3 separate regions of the Homo sapiens genome follow, and regions 1 and 3 are each linked to region 2. Evidence: chromatin contacts called from ENCODE Hi-C or POLR2A ChIA-PET data. All regions are on one chromosome and are shown on one strand. Each heading gives the region's core, a stretch centred on a gene start or an enhancer-like site at or near the end of the contact. The rest is flanking DNA. Distances are from core to core; before and after follow the strand shown.

Region 1 (2,700 bases), core at 160-2,659, 960 kb after region 2:
GAAACAGAGATAAAGAGAGATAAAGTAGGTCAAAATCACTTGTTCTAGGTCCCACTTAGTAAGCGGCAGAGGATAGATGGGAGCCATGTAGTGGGAGTCCATGCCCTCCCCACTATCACCGCATGCTAGTGCCAGTTGTGAGTCCTTTCACATGCAAACAGCTATCTCAGCTCTTTTTTTTTTTTTTTTTTTTTTTGAGACAGAGTCTGGCTCTGTTGCCCAGGCTGGAGTGCAGTGGCACCATCTCGGCTCACTGCAAACTCCGCCTCCTGAGTTCAAGCAATTCTCCTGCCTCAGCCTCCCGAGTAGCTGGGATTACAGGCACGTGCCACCACGCCCGGGTAATTTTTTCTATTTTTAGTAGAGATGGGGTTTCGACATGTTGGCCAGGCTGGTCTTGAACCCCTGACCTCAGGTGATCTGCTTGCCTCAGCCTCCCAAAATGCTAGGATTACAGGCGTGAGCCACTGCGCCCGGCCATACCCTCCCTTTTGAGGTGAGGCTCTTGAAGGCCCAGACCTTTCCTCCAGTGCTTTGAGGTCTGATCCTGATGATAATAACACCTCACTCATAACCTGGACTTCACAGTTTACAAAACACCCCTCCTCCTCACCCCCTCCCAAACTCGGTTTATTTTTGTCGTTAAAGCAGAGTTGTAGGCCAGGGTGGACCATAGGTTTTCTTGGTCACGAGAGACTTCCTCCCTCCCTGGGCTCCCCTCTGTAGTGGTGCCAAATAAAAATCTGATCAGTCAAGCCTGTAAGGTAACTAGCGCTAATGTGCAGAGCCAGTCCTGGGCAGGCCTGTTCATTATTTTGCACACTCTTACACCGAAAGGGCCCAGGACCCTCGCCTGACCCAGCCTTGCCTGCCAGGCCTGGGCTGGGTCTCCCAGCCCAAATTCTCACAAGAGGGCCGACTCCGGCCAGAGCGCGCCCCTCTTTGTGCCTCGGTTTGCCCACCTAGAGGTCAGTCCCGCAGGCGTGGCGGGTACATCTCAGGGTCGGCAGAAAGTGCCACCGGGAGCCCAGCCGGAGTTGAGGGCCTCGCGCCGGGCCCACTGTCCAGATCCAGGGCTCACGAGAAAAACGAGGACGCAGGAGAGCCACACGCCAGGACGCGTGTAAGGCCCCAACCCGGCCCCAGCCTGGGCCCTAGACCCCTAAGAACTACAAATCCCAGCAGGCAGTGGGCCGCGGGGCGGGGTCTCGGAAGCTGCGGCCTGTGGTGCCTTTGCTGAGCCCAGGTCCGGAGGGCCCTCGGGGACGGGAGCACCACAACAGACCCCCGGACACACTTACACACACAGTCTCACAAACACACAGTCACACACGCACACACACACACGCGCGCGCGCGCGCCTTTTGGCCCCTCCCCTACAAACTACAAATCCCGGCAGGCAGCGGGCCGTTGGGCGGGGCCTTGGGTGCTGATCCGGACGCAAAGATTGCGCCAGCCAGGGTGGGATCCCGGTAGCTAGGTGGGGGCTACCCTGCTGGGGAAGAGATGGCCTTCTCTCCTCGCAAACCCAGCTCCCCACCCCTGCACGCGCCCCTCTGCCCTGGAGTCGCTGGTCCGAGCCCTCCTTCTCTGCGAACCTGAGCCCCGCCCTGCCCTCCCTACGAGGTTGGGGCCGTGGGAGATGAAGATGGTGGGTGGGGGGTTGGGCCCACAGCCTGCTAAGCAGGCAGAGTGGCCTCCTGAACCCTTCCTCCATCGCCTAGAGCAAACTCCCATTCCTGGAAGGAGGAGCAGCCCAGACCCTGAGACTGGACTAGGTCTGTTAGGGTCCCTGTGTGGCCGGCAGGACTCGTGGTGAAGCCCGGGGAAGGCCTGGGTCCTCCAGGTCAGGGATGTAGGTCCCAGGGTGTGCAGGCCGCGGTATCTGACCATCGTCGGCGCCCTGCGCCCAGGCATCAATTTTACATGGCAGAGTCAAGGTGAGGTTAGGAGGCTGCCAGGAGGTAATAACCAGGGCGCTCGCATTCAGCATCCTCTCTCTCAAAGCACTCTCCTCACACCTCAGGGTCAAATGTCAGAGCTCTTGTCCTAACTTCCCAGGTTGCCCAAGGAGCTTCTGAGGCGCTACAGAAGGGACTTACCCAGACCCTTCAGTGCAAGCCAGGAACTCAGGGTCCGGCCTGCTCGGTAGGATGAGCTGTGCTGAGGCCCTACTTCATCCACCCTTCTGGGCCAGGGCAGCCTCTTTCCAGAGGCCTCTTCTCAGCTGATTTCTGGCTCCCAAGCGGGAGACTCAGGTTACACCTGTATCGGGAGCAGTGACACCACAGTGGCCAGCAACACATTGGACTTTCTGTCTCCAACTCCATTTTCAGCTTTTACACTTCCTGATCTGGGCATATACTGCTACATACTGGATCATCAAGGAAGGAGGAAAATACCTAGTCAATGAAGGTTTAGCCATGACCTTGTAAGTCAGTGAGATTTCATTCTTGTGTGGTTAGTTCGAGGCGAGCTACTTCCTAGAAATATTTCATTTGATCTCTAAACACCTAGAAACAGCTCCAAAAGGGATATTCAAAGTAGATTGCCCAGATTCTCTTGATAGCAGATGTGGGGTTCATATTAACTGGTCGCGTGGTCTCTAAGCATGCCTATTTCTGCCTGGGAAGTTCTCAAAGGTTTGGTTTTCTGAGTGTTTCTGTTAAAACAATCAGCCTTTTGTTGAGTAGCCCTTTT
Region 2 (2,700 bases), core at 140-2,639:
CTTGCTAACGTTATCTAGCCAGACCTTTGTCCTCAAGTGATTGGCAACTAAGTGTTAGCTATTGAGTGCACACTCATCAATGTACACTTTCAGAATGTAATCTTCTCAAGAAAGGAATTAAGTCTCATAAAATATTCAGTACAAGCAGAATTAAGAGCAAAGCGGAAAAAGAAAACTAACTTTGAGTGTTTGTTACATACGAGATGCTTTATATAAATTGCTCCACTTATTCTGCAGTGAACCCAGATCATCCTGTACATCATCATTGCTAAAATGCACATTTTTTTTCACTTTTTAAAAAACCAGGATACATGTGACAACCACTGGTGTGTCACAGTTTTAATAAGCAATCGTTCTTCATTGTTAGTGGTAAACAAAATAATGGTCCACCTTACAAGTGATGGTGCTTCAGGCCCCTTAAAATGTGTTAATATTTTCATGTGATTGGAAACACTGAAAAACAGATTAAGTGTCCAGGGTTATTACACAGACTGAAAAGGGACTAGCCAGACTTCAAACCCTGATGTGGCTGATTCCAAAGTTTCTTTCTACTATAACCTACCTGACAAGCACAGAGACTTTGAATATGGCAAGAATTTTCCATAGTCAGCGTGTCTCAAAGACTAGCAACCTTGGGTACTAAGTTTTCGGGAACGGATGTGTCCACAAATCGCCTGGTGGAGACACTGCAAATAAGCTGGTTTAGGTCCCAGCCAACCATAAGCTTCTAGTAGTCTATGCGGCTATGCCGACCCCACTCCGTGTGCAGAAACCATCTTTCCCTGACATACAATCCTGCAGAGGGGGAATTCGAAGTGCAGGACCTTTCCGTACTAGGGACAGCCTCATCCCCCAACTTCCTACTGAGACACTCTTCCTCTACCTCTCAACCCAGACCCTTACCTTCCCCACCAAGTTCACCTTGGACCTCTTCATCCCCAACTCCAAATAAGGCCAGTCTAGACGCCACCCCCATCCTGTCATTTGTCACCGCGGGGCCGAGAGCAAGCTCCCAAATTTGCAGGGCTCCCGGACCCGAATCCTGGCTCAGCCACCCAATATCTCCATCTGCCAGCGGCCTAAGTCATGCCCCCCGCCCCACGTATCCAGCAAAGCTCCTTCCACCGTAGGGGTCCCCGACTCGAAGCCGGAATCCCAAGCGGCTCCCAGGCCCCCGCCGAGGTCCAGCCCTGAGGGCCCAGCCGCGGCCTGGGCCAGGAGGTTGGGTCCGGCGGGGCCAATAACCCGCGGGCGCCAGGAAGACAGTACTGGCTGGACTCACGGAGGAAGCTGCGCGACAGGAGACGGGCGGCGGCGAGGCCGCTGCTGCCGGAGACCATGGTAGCGATGTCAGCGGCAGCGGCAAGGGTTGCGGTCATACGCCAATGACACTCCCAGGCCCCCGGGGACCTCCCAGGGGCAGAGGCCGGAGGAGGCAGAGGGTGGCCACAGCAGTCGCCTGAACAAATTTCCCTTTACAGAGGATTCTTCACGAAACAGCGGGAATGGCAGGTGAAGACAAAGAGGCATCCTATCGGAGAGGCAGATAATAACTCGGCTCCTTCCTAGAAATGTGGGTTTGATTAACATTAATTATAACAGCAGCTGAGGGAAAACCCCACGCGAGACTGGCCAGCGCGTGGCATTGTGGGCAATGTAGTCTGACGGCCGCGACTGGTTCGTAGCTTTTGAGTGAGGCGGCGGGAAGGGAGCGAGGGAAGAGCGGCAGTGAGACCGGGGAGACAAGGGACTTGAAGACTAGGAGGGAAGAAACAGCGAGGTGAGGTGCGAAGAGCAGTGCCAGAACTTTGTATCCCAGGCCCATCTCCTTCCCCCTTCGTTTTCCTCGTTTGCTATTAGAGAGAATAATATTTCTCACCGCGTACCTGTGCCTGGACCCGGAAGGGTTGCCGCTGGGGACGGGAATTCGAACTGGCACTGGTGGCCTGTGAAGGGAAAGATGTGATGAGAAAGACCAAAACCTATCTTACTGACAGTTAACTTCTTGGAATGTGAATTTTTTTAGTTAAATAATCATGCAGTCTTTGACTAGCACTAAGTGCATGAGTGTTTATTCCCTGAGGATCCTAAGGGCTGAAATTCGAGGTCAAATGTGACTTTGCTCCCTGATTGGACAAACAGTTCCCTCTTCTGTAACAGCTTTAGAAGGAACCTCAGAGAGTCCCAGAGTCAAAAGGTAAACAAGAGATGAAGTAATCTGCGTCTCTGCCGAAAATCGTGCTCCTGAGATTCCTCATCAGAATTGTCAATAAAATTGCAATCCTAATTTACTTAGGTAGTCATTATAATTGGCACTGAGCTGTGGGATGGATGAGTGGGATTACCCCAGGAGATTGCCCAATACTTCCTTTATGATCCAAATATTGTCATTAACAGGTTGGACTTCACTGCAAATAAACTCCTCCCTCATGGATCATGTTCTTGTGATAACTAAATTCCTCAGAGTTAAATAGTATCAGTGGTTTCCAGATATATCCATTATAACAAAATGGACATTTTTATGGCAAATAAATAGAAAATCCCTTGCTATTTTAAATAGCAAAATTATTCCTGAGCTGTCGCTTGATAAGTTATATGTTTAGTTTCATTTAATTGATAAAATGCATGATGACAAAAAATATAATTTCAGTACACTTTTAATGAAAATTTGTATTTCCATGAAGACGGGGATTTTTGTTT
Region 3 (2,700 bases), core at 1-2,500, 900 kb after region 2:
CCCTGTCTCTACTAAAAATACAAAAATTAGCTGGGCATGCCCACTACTCGGGAGGCTGAGGCAGGATAATCACTTGAACCCAGGAGGCGGAAGTTGCGGTGAGCGGAGATCGCGCCACTGCACTCTAGCATGGACAATAGAGCGAGACTCTGTTTCAATAAATAAATAAATAATGCCAGTTGCAACTCACTAAATTGATTTCATAGCCCACTAATAGATCACAATCCGGTTTGAAAAGCAGTTAAGCTAGTCATCTCATTTTTAGACCAGCCCAGGTAGGTGCTAATGGTTATGCAGCAAATTAGTGACAGAGTCCAAGCTAAAACTCAGTTCTCAGAAGTCCAGATGATTAGTCCTTCCACTTAGAACAGTACTGTCTCCGATTGTGTAGCAAGATATGACACGGAGAATTCTAAAATTTACAAGTGAGAGGGACTCCGTAGATCAAACAGGTGATCCATTATTTTTTAAAGCAGCAGAACTCTTTAAACTCTAGAAGCAACCACAAAATATGTTTTAAAGATGAGAGTGGAGAGCAGGCTCTGAGCCTGAGGCGCCTTGTTGAACCTCTGCCAATGTTTCAGAACTAGGGTTCAATCCTTACGATTTGGGACCATGCAAAGCCTGTTAAATCACCGGACGGGCAAAACGCAATTTCCTACGCATTTCTGTGCTGCTCCCCCACACCCCTGAGCTCGCATGGGAGGGTAGGTGAAAAAGTTAAGGTCCTGGAACCAAGTGGAGGAATGAGTCACGGGGATTATCAGTTCCACGAGCCACGGGGATTACAAGTGGCAGGGCGGGTGCCAACACCTTGCAAACCAAGGACAATGACCACACCCTTGGGACTACTATTCCCGGGGCCTACTAGGGCAAAGGCTATCGACAGTGTTGCACACTAAAGCGGGGCTCCTCCACGTGCAAGGAAGCCCTCCTAGTACTTTACATATGGGGAAACTAAGGCCCACGTCTGGTAGCGGCTGCCTTGGCAAAATGAGAACCCAAATCTGTGAGAAAGCCTCGAGTGCAGCCCCGGACCCCAGGGTCCCTCCTGCTACCTTGTTTGAGAACCTTCTTCCTGGCCTCCTTGTCAGTTACCAGGGGCGCTGGGGGCCGTTTGACATCTTCGGAGAAAGGATTCGGGGAGCTGCCAGAGAATAGTCCCAAGTAAACTTTGCAGAGGACGGCCAGCAGCAGCACAGCCAGGAGCAGCACCAGCGGAAGCCACATCACGCCGGCGTCGGGTCGGGTAAATGGGACAGCTCCGACTGCGCTCAGCCTCTAGGACTGTGGCTCCGCCCGGGCTAGTTCGCTCTCCAGTCAGGAGGCGGAGGCAGCTTTGAGCACTGATTAACCAGCCAGCCAGCGAAGAGCCAACTCTCAGGTGATGATTGACCCTCCCGGCTCTCCGTACTTCTTTTGGGTTTCCATTGCCTACTGGGAAATGTAGTTCTCGGGGCCAGGGGAGCCGGCACGGAAGCGGCTGTGCGCATGAGCAGATGAGGCCTAGCCGAGGCGGCGGGACCCCCAAGTTTGGAAAGCTCTTTTAACGGTGAGAACGCGTTAACACTTGCCAAGGGGAGTGGTTGGTGCCTGTGCGGAGCTAGCAGCCGGCCTGAGGAGGGAGGGAGAATGTGATCCGGTGGAAATTATCACTATGGGGCGAGACAAGGCCGAGAGTTGTAAGACTGAAAGAGAATCCCGACTGGGAGACAGGAGTCCTGAGTTCTGGTCCTGGCTCTGCCCTGGACTCGCTGCCTTGAGGTGTTAAATTGCTTTCCTCGTCTTACGCCTCCAGGCTATGCGAAAGTTCTGTCCAAAGGCTGCTCACAGCCCCTGTCTGACTGGTTGTCATGATGAATTGAGCTCTCTGTTACCTGCGCATCACAACCGGTGAGCGTCTGTCTCTGTGCCCCTCAAAGTGGCCCATAGTTTTGTCCTGGGGGCCCGCCTGGGACGGAGTCCTCTATGGCGGGTCCCTAATGACACCCCATCCGTGGGGAACCTGGGGGACGGGGAGCCGCCCATGGACAAGCATGGTGAAAGGATCAGCTAAGGGCCCATCTAATTTAAATTCCTATGCAGAGAATCTAACCTCCAGCAAGCAGTTGAAGAATCATACCCCCTCCTTGCCTAAAGAGGGTGCATAATGAATACTTGATTGGAGAAGGATCCATTTTTACAGGAAGGCCGTTTCCTTAGGTCCAACTATCAGGAATTTGCCTTTGAGTACTTCCTTGTTTAATGGAATTGTTGCTCTTTTCTTCTCTGCTACAGATAGTAACTGTCCCTACTGAAGGCCCCAGGAGTGCTCCAGCCAGGTGTGGAAAGCTGGTCACGATTCTATGCTACTTGGTTCATTTTCTACACAGCAACAGAAGAGCCCTCCTGAGATTGCTATTACCATACCCGCCTGTCACCTTGCCAAGGCTGGCCAATGTGTGTTTTGTCATAGGCTGTCATGGAGGCCATGATGGAGGAAAAGGAAAGGGGAGGCAGATGTTGAGGCCCCAGAGGCCACAGTGAGAGCAGTTTAGTTCCTGGGGTGCCAGGACTAAGGGGGCATTGCCCTGTCCCCCGGATTACAGTGAGCCACATGTCAAGCCCAAGAGCCAGGAGGTATTCTTCCTCTCAGTGTTAATAATCAAAGCATCCTGACACCAGCAGCCAGTTTTTATGGCATCCTGGAGGGCTGACCTC

What was found. Hi-C counts contacts between places; a loop is a spot of excess contacts on that map. ChIA-PET counts read pairs that join two places held with the same protein, here RNA polymerase II (POLR2A). Pooled maps may share reads with other maps.
Region 1: a map of CD8-positive, alpha-beta T cell shows a loop between it and region 2 (39-fold over the local background). The contact joins the promoter of SH2D6 here to the promoter of SUCLG1 in region 2. A Hi-C loop is called at or near these places in 1 of 168 maps with a recorded cell type or tissue (CD8-positive, alpha-beta T cell), 2 of 37 single-sample maps with no recorded cell type and 7 of 50 pooled maps.
Region 3: a loop to region 2 is called in a map of naive thymus-derived CD4-positive, alpha-beta T cell, with 18 times the contacts of the local background. The contact joins the promoter of RETSAT here to the promoter of SUCLG1 in region 2. A Hi-C loop is called at or near these places in 1 of 168 maps with a recorded cell type or tissue (naive thymus-derived CD4-positive, alpha-beta T cell), 1 of 37 single-sample maps with no recorded cell type and 10 of 50 pooled maps. POLR2A ChIA-PET finds 5 or more read pairs at or near these places in 1 of 52 experiments (GM10248).

The regions. Positions count from the first base shown.
Region 1 is chr2:85,417,305-85,420,004 of GRCh38, forward strand. It overlaps SH2D6 (SH2 domain containing 6), which reads left to right and starts at 1,410. Exons shown (of 24, transcript NM_001394463.1): 1 at 1,410-1,626; 2 at 1,725-1,940. It also overlaps a transcript of CAPG not described here. RefSeq lists enhancers at 751-860, 857-1,392, 871-1,030.
Region 2 is chr2:84,457,891-84,460,590 of GRCh38, forward strand. SUCLG1 (succinate-CoA ligase GDP/ADP-forming subunit alpha) reads right to left here and starts at 1,390. Exons shown (of 9, transcript NM_003849.4): 1 at 1,283-1,390. The coding sequence starts at 1,379. It also overlaps a transcript of DNAH6 not described here. RefSeq lists an enhancer at 1,427-1,566 and a silencer at 1,747-1,936.
Region 3 is chr2:85,353,278-85,355,977 of GRCh38, forward strand. It overlaps RETSAT (retinol saturase), which reads right to left and starts at 1,251. Exons shown (of 11, transcript NM_017750.4): 1 at 1,059-1,251. The coding sequence starts at 1,230. ELMOD3 (ELMO domain containing 3) reads left to right here and starts at 1,492. Exons shown (of 14, transcript NM_001135022.2): 1 at 1,492-1,552; 2 at 1,799-1,893; 3 at 2,278-2,321. RefSeq lists enhancers at 1,253-1,754, 1,319-1,718, 1,755-2,254, 1,889-1,948.